2 separate regions of the Homo sapiens genome follow, and region 2 is linked to region 1. Evidence: read pairs that join two places in POLR2A ChIA-PET (ENCODE). Cell type or tissue: HepG2. All regions are shown on one strand. Links, peaks and the distances in the headings refer to the core of each region. The heading gives the core; the rest is flanking DNA.

Region 1 (6,207 bases), core at 699-5,698:
GACTGGTCTCGAACTCCTGACTTCGTGATCTGCCCACCTCAGCCTCCCAAAGTGCTGAGATTACAGGCGTGAGCCACCACGCCCGGCCAAAAAAACATTTAAGGTGCTATTCTCAAAAACCATCTCTGTTAGCTAGCTATTCATCTCTTAAGAAGGTGGTGTCTAATTGTCACAATGTCCTGGTTGGTCCTCCTCAGCTCATCTGACCTTCACTTTTTCAAAACAATTCAGTGGAAACAAGATAGTAGGTGGAACTAAATTTATTTAAAAAATAAATTCCTTCAACAAGCTCTGGATAAAATGTTTCCTTAAAGACATTTTACCAACCAAGATATCGTGAACCTACCTTTTAACCCTTTCTTACTTCATCTTCACCCATAGTAGTACCCAACCCTTACATAAGGCTATTAATTTTACAAAGCACTTTCAAACATAGCGTATTGCAATGCAAGTTAGTTCATTTGTTTTTTTAGACAGGGTCTCACCATGTTGCCCAGGCTGGCCTCTAACTCCTAGGCTCAAGCAAGCCTCCTGCCTCAGCCTCCCAAGTAGCAGGGACTACAGACAAAGTAAGTTTGAATTAACTTCATCCTGGGAAAATTGTGTGCCTACCAGGCACTTAATTTCTCAAGGCCTTTGTAAAGAAGAGAAATATGTTGAAAAACTGTTTAAAAAATTGGGGGCTGGGCACTGTGGCTCATGCCTATAATCCCAAAATGAAAACAACAAGGCTAACGCGGGCAGATCACCTGAGCTGAGGAGTTCAAGACCAGCCTGGGTAACATTGTGAAAGCTCATCTCTACAAAATATACAAAAATTAGCCAGGCATGGTGACGTGCATCTGTAGTCCCAAGCATTTGGGAGGCTAAGGCAGGAGGATCCCCTGAGCCAGGGAGGTCAAGGCTGCAGTAAGCCATATTCATGCCACTGCACTCCAGCCTGGGTGACAAAGCGACACCCTGTCTCAAAAAAATAAAAAATAAAAAGCAATAAAAACTGTGGATCAGCCAGGCACTGTGGCTGATACCCATAATCCCAACTATTCAGGTGGCTGGGGTGGGAGGCTGCCTGAGCCCAGGAGTTCCAGACCAGCCTGAGCAACATAGTATGACCATCCCCCAACCCCATATCTAAAAAAAATTTTTTTTAAAAATGGGATCACAGGCCAGATTACAAATTAGGGGGAAAATACACATCTTTCTTTCTTTCCTTTTTTTTTTTTTTCGAGACAGAGTCTGGCTCTGTCAGCCAGGCTGCAGTGCAGTGGTGCCGTCTTGGCTCACTGCAACCTCTGCCTCTCAGATTCAAGCAATTCTTGTGCCTCAACCTCCCGAGTAGCAGGGACTACAGGTGTGCGCCACCACGCCCAGCTAATTTTAATAGAGAGAGGGTTTCACCATGTTGGCCAGGCTGGTCTCGAACTCCTGACCTCAGGTGATCCACCTGCCTCGGCCTTCCAAAGTGCTGGGATTACAGGCCTGAGCCACCAGGCCCAGCCCACACACACCTTTCCAAAGCAGTATATATGAAGTACAACGTGTCAGTGAACTTCTTCTCATATACATCAGGGCGCCGTGGCTCACGTCTGTAATCCCAGCACTTTGGGAGGCCAAGGCAGGTGGATCAAGAGGTCAGGAGTTCGAGACCAGCCTGTCCAAGATGGTGAAACCCCATCTCTACTAAAAATACAAAAAATTAGCCAGGCATGGTGGCAGGTGCCTGTAATCCCAGCTATTTGAGAGGCTGAGGCAAGAGAATCCCTTGAACCCGGGAGGCGGAGGTTGCAGTGAGCTGAGACCGTGCCACTGCACTCCAGCCTGGGCAACAGAGTAAGACTCTGTCTCAAAAAAAAAAAAAAAAAAAGAGAAGTATATACATCAGTATATACCCTAAGTCATATGCCTCTATCACATTATGGGCTGACCTTATCTACAGAAGCTGGCAGAGGGGAGCTGTTCGGACAAAGCCCCAACATCTGCCTGCGATGAGGCAACTTCCACCACCACTGAGAAAACGATCTTGCACTCAAATAAATCCCACTTAATTAATGGTACAAGAGATAATGTTTTTAGTTTCTTGACTTCCAGTTAGCAGTTACGGGATCAAGAGGCACACTTGGCTGGAAACAAGAAAAACACAATTCTATCAAGTATCTGACATACTTAAGTAGACTGGCAAGGCAGAAACCAGTTGCTCCTAAAACTTCCACAGTTACCTACATGCAAAACGCCAGTTATCATGGAGTACGTCTAATCCATATTGTCTTTCCTGGGGCTATTCCTGGTAAGAGAGCTTTCCTGATCTGGTTAGAAGGAATTCTCAAAACGAAATTGCACACAGACGCTGGATCTGTAATAGTTAACTACATTTTCGTAAGAGTATATAATTGTGTACAATTTGATTAGCAACACAGTTGGTCCTCAGTATCAGTCGGGGATTGGCTCCAGGACTCCCCATGTATACAAAAATTCACGGATGCTCAAGTCCCTTATGTAAAATGGCATATTACAGTCAGCCCTCTGTATCTGTAATTTCAGTCCGTGGTTGGTTGAATCCAAGGATACAAAACTGTGGATACAAAAAAAAAAGACCGCACTGGCCGGGCGCGGTGGCTCATGCCTGTAATCCCAGCACTTTGGAAGGCCGAGGTGGGTGGATCACTTGAGGTCAGGCGTTTGAGACTAGTCTGGCCAACACAGTGAAACCCCGTCTCCACTAAAATCACAAAAATTAGCCGGGCGTGGTGGCGCATGCCTGTAATCCCAGCTACTCAGAAGGCTGAGGCAGGACAATCCCTTGAACCCAGGAGGCGGAGGTTGCAGTGAGCCGCGATCGCACCACTGCACTCCAGCCTGGGCAACAGAGCGAGTCTTCGCCTCAAAAAAAAAAAAAAAAAAAAAAAAAGACCACACAGAGATATATCTATTTATACACACAACAGAAAGTCTCTTCAAACACACCAAGAAATACAGAGCATGAGAAGGAAACAGGAATAAACTCTTGCCCATCCCTCTTTCTGCCTTCTACACGTCCTGAGTCCTTCTGAGGTCAGAAAAGTGTCAAACGTGTCTGCATTTTACTGTTTGGTCTCTGCCACGTGCAAGGATGAAAGGGCACTGAGGATATACAAACACTTTCTCCTACCCTTTCATCTGGCTGGCTCCCACTTGGCATTCAAAGGTCAAGGTAGCCTCCTCCAAACTCCACGTTGAGCTGCACCTCCCCTGAGCTCCCACATCTGGGCCTCCCTCTCCCAGGGCTAATCCAGCTGTCATGTATTTCTGGCGTGATGTGGCTGTCTCCCTTGACACGCTCTGGGCTCTTCCAAGGCAACAGCCTGGTCTTGGTAACAACCGTGTCCTCGGTCTGCTGTCTGGCACAAACAAGGTGCCGTGAATATTTGCTGGTTGCATGAATGAGGACAGCAGTCCCACCCTGTCCCGGGAGTGCCTAGAATTCCACTGTTTGTGGCCAACCCAGAATACATAACCTGGGGGCCGGAGAGCCAGCTGGGACCCAGAGGCCCGGGTTCCTCAGAACGGTTTCTCTCCAAAACGTGGGCATCCCACCTGGCTGACGGTAACGGAGGAGGGTCTAAGATTTAGAGATACACCAGCCTTGAAAGAGAGGCTGAGTGAACCTTTGGCTGGCCTCTATCGGGAGGGCCCAGCCTGGGTCTGTGAGGGTCAGTAAAGCCGGCCACAATGTGAGAGGGCTGAGTTCGGGAGCCCCCAGATGAGGGACTTTCTACGCGGATGAGAGGGACAGCCGAGCACCAGGGTCCCCTCTCCAAGGGAATTCTCTCTGTTGTGGATGCCGCCTAGGGTAGCCCCCCTAAATTCCAAGGGTCAGTAGGGCCCCCCTTACACTTTGAAGTGATCGGAAAGTGATGTGACGCTCCGGGGATCCCACCAGGCTCAGAGATACCCCTGGTTAGGGCTCCGACAAGTCGTTCCCCTCAAAGGCTCGCCGCGGCCGCCCTTACTGCAGGCGATGGAGGAGATGCGGATGCAGCCCGCGCCCCGACCCGCCCTGCCAGCTCAGCGCCCGCGCCGCAGGCCCCGGAGCCCAGCCCGTTGTCTGGCCGCCCGCGTTCCCTGCACGCTGGGCCGAGCACACTTGCCCTCTAGCTCCGTGGCAGCCGCGCAGCCCCACTACGCCCAGCCAGCCCGCAGCGGTAACCGCTAGAGCGTCGCGCCAAGCAGGCGCCGCGGGGCAGCCCTGCCGCCGGGGTCCTCGCAGGGAAAAAGGCCGTCGCCATGGAGACGCGGGGGCGCCGGCGGCCGTTGGGCCGCGCAAGTACTGTCAAGGACAGTTTTCGGGACGGGGGACGCGGCTCCAGGCACCCAACAGCACTGACGGCGAACACTTCACGGGCGCGCGATGCCTCGACAAGGCGGCCGCCACCACCACCTCAGCTGCCCTCGCGGGCAGCACGGCGCGGCAAAAGCGCACGTCGCCTAGCGATGGCGCGGGGCGGGGACACGGGCTGTACCGGCCCGTCGGAGACTTCCGCTTCCGGGGCCGCCGCCATCGCTCTCCCGGGCTTAGAAGGCCCGGCTACTGACGCGCAGTGCCAGACCTTACCCCTCACGGTCCTTAAGTCTCGGTCGCCCTCGCCTCGCAGCCTGCCACCCGCGCTCAGCTGCCCGCCTCCTCAGCCAGCCATGCTGGAGCATCTGAGCTCGCTGCCCACGCAGATGGTGAGGGCGCAACCCGGGGACCTCTGCACGCCGTTCTTGTGCCTGGCAGCTTCGAAGCCCATGTTGGAGCACCGACCCGGTGCTGCGCTGTTCCGGGCCCGGATGGTTACCGTCCACCCTCTTTCCCGAATTGCCTCCTGGGTCCCCTTCTCTTCTACTCCGCGAGAATCTCCTGTCCATTCTCCGTGAGGGTGTTTCAGTTCCTCCCGGGAAGCCCAGAATTTAATATCTTGCCCAGGCCCTTAGGAGAGCGGGAGACCCTGATGTTGGGGTTACCCTGTGCCAGAGTTGTGAGGTCAGGGCAGGAATTGTATGTTCTCGGCGGTGGAACCAATTCTTTTTTTCCTCTGCTTCACCCCAGGATTACAAGGGCCAGAAGCTAGCTGAACAGATGTTTCAGGGAATTATTCTTTTTTCTGCAGTAAGTATTGGTTTTACATTTAATCTCCGCCCCCGCCTCCCTCCCAACCCTCAGTTTGAGTGTGTTTAATATACTTCATTTGTCTCTAGATAGTTGGATTTATCTACGGGTACGTGGCTGAACAGTTCGGGTGGACTGTCTATATAGTTATGGCCGGATTTGCTTTTTCATGTTTGGTAAGAAATTTGTGGGTATTAGTGGCAGCTTGGGTTTTGTGAGTCGGGTTGGTTTGGTTAGACCTACTCAGTAGTGAGACCCAAAGCCAACGTTTCCCTCATCCTTCCAAACAGCGTTTCCCTTTGCTATCATTGGAAAAGTAGAATGCCAAAATAGTGTCAGATGGTGCGAACTATATAAAAGGACACAGCTTATTTCCTTTGGCGGCTACTCTGGCTAATAATCTTAAGGTCAAAGCCAGCAGGAGTTTTCATGGTGCTCACGTTGTCCCTTCACCTTTTATTTATTTATTTATTTAAATTTTTTGAGACGGAGTTTCACTCTTGTTGCCCAGGCTGCAGTGCACTGGGGCGATTTCGGCTCACTGCACCTTCTGCCTCCCGGGTTTAATAGATTTTCCTGCCTCAGCCTCCCGAGTAGCTGTGACTACAGGAGCCCACCACCACACCCAGCTAATTTTTGTATTTTTAGTAAAGACAGGGCTTCACTGTGTTGGCCAGGCTGGTCTCAAGCAATCCGCCCACCTTGGCCTCCCAGAGTGCTTGGATTACAGGCGAGAGCCACCACGCCTGGCCCCCACCTTTCTTTTAGGTCTTAAAGCCATTTGTATAGGCAGTGAGCCTGTTCCCATCATCATACAGTATTTTGCATGGATGGTGGCACAGAGCCTTTATAGGAATATGGATTTTTTTTTTTGTTTTTTTGTTCCCTCAGCATAGGAGTCATTTGGGAACCTGGCATTATACGTAATGATTTTTTAAACTTTTAATAGCTATAATTTATGCATTTCCTCTTTTCTGGCCCAGCTGACACTTCCTCCATGGCCCATCTATCGCCGGCATCCTCTCAAGTGGTTACCTGTTCAAGAATCAAGCACAGACGACAAGAAACCAGGGGAAAGAAAA
Region 2 (6,207 bases), core at 651-5,650, 91 kb after region 1:
AAGTCTGCATGACGACTCTGGTTCCTCCAAGTCCCCAGCCATCCCTTGAGGCTGCTTGAGCAGCTACAGAATCCCTATTTCGAGTTGTCCGTCTCCCCAAACTCCAGGCACTTGGGGATGAGGCAGTGGTCCAGATGAGAGAGTACAGGAGAAGCTCTGCAGGCAGCTGCAGGTCCGTGAGGAGGAGCCATTGGGCAACAGTGCCAGCCACCCAGTGCCAGCAGCCACAGGACTGAAAACATCCCAGAAGCCAGGAAATGAGGACACGGCAGCTCTGAGGGGTCTTCTCTCCACACCCAGGCGCCAGCACCTGCTGGGTTTGGCCTCCATCAGGCCCGAGCTTGGTGCCTGCTGCCAGTGAGGTTGGTGTAAGGGTTCAGGAGGCCCGAGGGAAACAGGCACCGCCCAGCCAGACACCAAGCACAGGCAGCATCTGCCACTTGGCCATCATTTCACTGGCTTGGAAACTCCCTCTTTTCAATTTTTTTTTTTTTTTTTGAGACGGGGGTCTCGCCCTGTCATCCGGGCTGGAGCGCAGTGGCACGAACACAGCGCTCACTGCAGCCTCGAACTCCTGGGCCCAGGTGATCCTCCAGCTTCAGTCTCCCAAAAAGCTGGGATTACAGGCAAGAGCCATAGTGCCTGGCTGATTTGGCAACTCTCCATCATTGCTCTGTGGCTGCTGCCTCTTCCAGCCATTAGACCACACCCTCCTCAGGGCTTCCGCTGCCCCGTGGCATCTGCCTTTTGCCTTCTTGGTTCCTCTGCTCCCAACAACTCTCTCTGCACATCTCCCAGTCAGCACCAGAGCTTTCAGCTGAGGCCGCTGAACTCCCCATAAGTTAGTTGTCCTGGACCCAGCCGTCCTTGTCGACTCCATTCAGTAGTGGGCTGCCCAGTGGGAGGGTCACAGGGTCAGCTTGGCTCAGAGAAGCCATGGGTATGGTGGGTGTGCAACAGCTGCCCTGATGGGGCTAGGCTGGCAGGGTCCTGAGGTGGCTCAGGAGGTCCCAGCCCCCACTGAGACCAGGTCCTGCCTCTAAAGCTCCTGTTGTCCTGGAAGCTGGAGCCCAGCCTCACTACGACTTTTAGGGCAATGACTCCCCAAAAGGCTGAGGGCAGCCAAGTCCCTGGCTGGGCCCTGGAAGCACAGAGGGAAACATGACATGGTCCAGCCCCCAGGAGCTCTGGGTGCAGAGGGGGCAGGCAGACCTGAGCACATCCACCTCAACATAAGGTCATGACAAAGCAGGCCCTCAGGGGGCTTGGGGCTTGGAGCAGGGATGTCCCATAGTCCTCTAGGGGATGGCCAGGGAAGGGTCCTGGAGGGGAGGCACTGGGACTGGCAGAGAGATGAAAGATGTGACATGTGCAGAAGGGGAGGGTGTGCTGGTGCAAGAGAGTGAGCTCAGAAAAACAAGCTGGGGTCAGATCACAGAGACAGCTGGGCTTCCGGGATCGTTGTGTGTCCTTTCCCTGGGGCTTTGGGGGCCATAGAAGGGTAGTGAGCGAGGGGCTCTGCTGTGGAGGTCCCAGCCTGAAGGTGACAGTCTAGTTTCACGCCCTGGCTGCCTCAAGAAGGGAGGGGCTGCAATCCAGGAGGCCAGAGAGAGGCTGTCCCAGTGGTAGGGATAAGAGGCAACAATGCTGAGATGCCCTTTGCCCTAAATGCAACTCCACACCCCATCTCCATCATCCACGCCAGGGAGTCCCAGGGTCCATTTGTTGGCCCACAGCTTCTGCTTTCCTGCGGGCCTCTTCCGAGTCCCCCGGTCTCTCAGGAATGAAGCCCCAACGCTGTTGGCAAGACCCACCAGGCCTTCTTCAGACAGACACATCGAGGGACCCGTCATTCCACCCATGCCCAGCTTCCCGGAGGCCCTTCCTGCCTCCACTCCTCCCACCCCCGCTGCAGGTCACTGACCCTGCTTGGAAAACACCAGGCTTGCTCATATAAGGAGCGTGGGCCAGGCCTGAGTATTCAGCGATGGCATTTGCATGGTGGCCCTGTCTCATCTTGGCTCTGCTCTCCAGCTTGGCAGCCTCTGGCTTCCCGAGAAGCCCCTTTCGGCTGCTTGGGGTGAGTCTGCCCCCTCTTTGCCATCTGGGTCTTGGTGTGGAATGGGCAGAAGGCATCATGCTGGGCAAGGCCTCTGAGTGGAGTGAAGAGGAGGCAGAGGGCTGGGCACTGAGCTGCTGGGAGTAGTGTGGACACTGGGAGAACCGGGCTCCAGCTGAGGCCTATGCTAACCTGTTGTCTAACCCTGGGAAGGCTCTTAAAACTCCCTGGGCCTCAGCTTCCCCACCTGTCAAAAGAGCAATGCACCAGGAACTGCTCACTTCACTGAGGGGCAATGAAGGTTCAAGTCTCAAACGAGTGTGACCTCTACAAAATGCTCAGTTGAGCCCTGCGGGGTGTGGCGGGGGCAGGGGTGCTCTGGAAGGAGGCCTAAAGGGGCCTGGGGGCCAGGGAAAGGCAGAATGGGAGATAGAATGAGGTGGGGCATGTAGGGTGTGAAGAGAGCTCTGGGTTCAGTTCCCCCTGCCCTGCTCTCCTGGTAACCTGGATACCTGCCCCTCTCTGGACCTCAGTTTCCCCATCTATTCAGAGTTTTTCCTACTCTGACATGTGGCTCTGGAGGGTCCTATGTCTGGGGGCCACTCAGGTGTGTGGGGGGCAGGGCACCACTGAACCCCTGGTCTCAGCCCAGAGCCTCCCAGGCCATGCGGCCTTGGTGTTGGCCTTGGCCTGATTCCTGTGTTTGTGTTTGTTTTTGTTTTTTCAGAAACGGAGCCTCCCGGAAGGGGTAAGAACTTTCACCAGGGGGTGGGACCGAGTGGGGCAGGGCAGGATGGAGCTGGTTCCCCAACTGCTGAAGGTGTAGGCTATAACAGCTGACTCCTCACAGCTGGCAAACAGCTTACGGCCCTCTGCCCTGGCAGCCTCCAACAGCGCAGGACTCCTGGGAAAGAGCACCACAGAGTGACGACCCCTCCAACCTCGCAGGATGTAGCCCAAGAGGGCCCCTCACAGGCATCCCTTCCTTCCGCAGACACTTCCTTAGCACTTGCTGGTACCTGGCTCTGTGAAGCGGTCCCTGCCACACCCTCACGAAGCATCTTTATATCCCTAGGGGGAGGGGGCTGGAACACCTCCCTAGAGCCTCTCAAAATTCAACACCCCTATTGGAAAGAGGGTGTTTGGAGACTTCCCTTGGCACAGGAAATCAGTTCCTCTTTGGGAGACAGAATGAGGCAATTACCTAAAGACCCAGGAGGTGGGCTGGGCTGTGTGCTTGAGGGAGTGTGAGGTGTGGAGGATGAGCAGGAAGAGCCAGGGGCAGATGCTCCAGAGCCAGTGTCCCACGCATAGCTGGAGCTCAGGGTGACTGGACGGGAAAGGGCAAGCTCTCACTGGCTGCAGTGGTGTGTAAACGGATCGCAGAATTAAGGAGGCAGGACAAGCATCTGAATAATGGTGGCCACCAGAACATGGAGACTGGAGACGCCACCAAGTCTTCCAGTGTAGAAGACCTGGAGGATGAGGGTTGCGTGCCGGGCAGGGGCCTCAGAGCCTCCAAGGGTTTGCAAGGGAGGTGGCTGGGTTGCAAACCTGCTTCTCCAGTGTCCCAGTCTGGCTGATTCTCCACCCACCTCCCCAAAGGTGGCCAATGGCATCGAGGTCTACAGTACCAAAATCAACTCCAAGGTGACCTCCCGTTTTGCTCACAATGTTGTCACCATGAGAGCCGTCAACCGTGCAGACACGGCCAAGGAGGTTTCCTTTGATGTGGAGCTGCCCAAGACGGCCTTCATCACCAACTTCACCTTGTGGGTACCACCATGGCTGCTGGCTCTGGGCTCGGGAACAGGGGGTCTGGCCCAGTGTGATCTCCCTACCCCCAACTCTCTTTCCCTGCAGGACCATCGACGGTGTTACCTACCCTGGGAATGTCAAGGAGAAGGAAGTTGCCAAGAAGCAGTATGAAAAGGCTGTGTCCCAGGGCAAGACGGCCGGCTTGGTCAAGTAAGTATGGACTCCCAGGCCTTGGGGAGAATGTCTGGGATCCAAGGGCCTTCAGGGCTACAAACAACAACAACAGCTATTATTATTGGTATAGCAAAATGTGCCCATAATTTTGCCATTATCCCACGTTGAGGCTGAGGCAAGTGAGGCTCAGAATGGTTAGGGATCTCCCTCGCCAAAGGGCTGGGCCTGGGGCCGAGGGCCGAGGAAGGGTGGGCTCCTGCAGTCTTTGAGGGAGTCACCATCTCGCACCCTGGTCAGGGCCTCTGGGAGGAAGTTGGAGAAGTTCACAGTCTCGGTCAACGTGGCTGCAGGCAGCAAAGTCACCTTCGAGCTAACCTACGAGGAGCTGCTGAAGAGGCACAAGGGCAAGTACGAGATGTACCTCAAGGTCCAGCCTAAGCAACTGGTCAAACACTTTGAGGTAATCAACCGCCCCTGCAGACCTGGGGGGACGGCAGCGGGGTGCAGGAACCCGCCCATGGGGCAGTCTCAGACAGGGGTCAAAAACAAAAGTTCTGCCTCACGGCATCCCCCATCCTTGGCTGGGAAGGCTGGAGGAATTCAATGGTTCTGGCCAAAAGCATCTGGGGCCAAGGGGAAGAGGCTGGGATGGACTCCACAGATGCAGATTCGGTGCTGGGCCCTCAAGAGCAACACCAGCAAGTGCCTCTGTAAGGCTTCTCACTGGGCACATGGGCATTTTTCCTACCTCAAAGCTGAAAGCCAAAGGAAAAGCATCAGTGGTGGAATTTCGGGCGCATATGGCAGGCGGTGGTAACACCTCCCGATCAGCATACTCTCCTCCAAGCCCCTGTGGTCACTTTCGCAGTGGGAGACACCAGGCTTGGCCCTCAGCACTGTCCTAGAGGGTCCCTGCATCACCACAGACCCATCTCATTCCCATTGGCCTTGTTCTGGGAACTGGCCTCTGAGGTCACTGAGTGACATTTCCTTACTTTGGCCATTTCAGATCGAGGTAGACATCTTCGAGCCTCAGGGAATCAGCATGCTGGATGCTGAGGCCTCTTTCATCACCAACGACCTCCTGGGAAGCGCCCTCACCAAGTCCTTCTCAGGGAAAAAGGTGATGTAGATGCCTCTCAGACCTGGTGGGGCAGGGGACAGGAATACTGACTCCAGCAGAACAAGCCTGCAGCCTAGGGCTTAGCTGCTGCAAGCATGCATGTGTTGGGGTGGGGCTGGGGATCAATCTGCAACTATCACCTTCCTCCTTGCCCACTGGGGTTGGGAGTGAGGATGCTGAGGGCAGGGGCTGCTGACAATGACCTGCCAGAGGAGCCATTTACAAAGCCTGGTCCCGTTCCCCCTTGGGAAATGGACAGGGCAGGGCTTATCTTCCCTGTTTTACAGGTCCCGAGGCTGAAGCCCAAGGGAGTCATTTAGATCTACTGACTCCACAATGAGAGGTGAAAGACTAAAGAGAACTTCATTCTTGGTGCTAGGTGGTTGACTCCAGTCCCCAAGGCTCCCAGCTGTTCCAGGGGCCTTAATGGCAGTGGACAGTGGGTGAATAAATGTTTGTATAAACAACAAACCAATCATCCAGGACTTCCAGGGCGAGGCCCGAGGAGCACACACTCAGAGGACTGCTGGCTTCTGCAGGGCCACATCCTGCCCCGGGACCCTCCTCCTCCCCTTTCTCCTCCTTTCTCCCTCCCCTCCTCTTGGCACCCACACACCAACATTCCAAACCTACAAGAAATTCCTTTTAATGGGAAGCTACCCCTTCCCTAAGTAGCTTCTCAGTGCTGAGCTCCAAGGTAGCCTGGGCTAATGGGTGTGTGAGGCCAAGAAAAAGGGAGCTGGAAGCTGAATCAGCCAAGGCCTGTGCCCAGCCAGGAGCCCTGATCTCCAAGGGGAAAAGCGGTGCTCAGAAAGGCCGGAGCGTGGTAAACAGTGCCTTCCAGTGAGTCCTGGGAGCTGCAGAGCACGCCACCGGCGGGCAGGGCTGCCCAGGCCTCCAGCTCTTGCTAGCCTCTGCCCTGCCAAGGGCTCCTCCCTGTGAGGCTGCACCTCTGCTCCCTCAGCTAAGGGCTGAGGTCTCCCAGTGGGCAGGCCCTGGCCGAGCTGAGCAAGGTCTTTCATCTCCATCCCTTAGGGCCATGTGTCCTTCAAGCCCAGCTTAGACCAACAGCGTTCATGCCCAACCTGTACAG

What was found. Peaks named below come from ENCODE experiments on the same cell type or tissue, not always from the same donor. Only the 100,000 strongest peaks of a DNase experiment are listed, where the experiment ranks them.
Region 2: POLR2A ChIA-PET joins it to region 1 with 32 read pairs; 3 of 35 experiments call an interaction of 5 or more read pairs at or near these places.

The regions. Positions count from the first base shown.
Region 1 is chr3:52,701,579-52,707,785 of GRCh38, forward strand. It overlaps GLT8D1 (glycosyltransferase 8 domain containing 1), which reads right to left and starts at 4,213. Exons shown (of 10, transcript NM_018446.4): 1 at 3,869-4,213. SPCS1 (signal peptidase complex subunit 1) reads left to right here and starts at 4,528. Exons shown (of 4, transcript NM_014041.5): 1 at 4,528-4,704; 2 at 5,066-5,125; 3 at 5,215-5,301; 4 at 6,109-6,207. The coding sequence starts at 4,669. RefSeq lists a silencer at 3,940-4,109 and an enhancer at 6,056-6,125. In HepG2, for the core only: no CTCF peak of the experiment used is centred there; DNase peaks (open chromatin) are centred at 3,163, 4,213 and 4,523; H3K4me3 peaks cover 3,825 bases.
Region 2 is chr3:52,792,817-52,799,023 of GRCh38, forward strand. It overlaps ITIH3 (inter-alpha-trypsin inhibitor heavy chain 3), which reads left to right and starts at 1,980. Exons shown (of 22, transcript NM_002217.4): 1 at 1,980-2,080; 2 at 2,787-2,807; 3 at 3,665-3,831; 4 at 3,923-4,027; 5 at 4,289-4,451; 6 at 5,001-5,114; 7 at 6,150-6,207. The coding sequence starts at 1,988. RefSeq lists an enhancer at 1,578-2,467. In HepG2, for the core only: no CTCF peak of the experiment used is centred there; DNase peaks (open chromatin) are centred at 1,445, 1,915 and 2,785; H3K4me3 peaks cover 2,014 bases.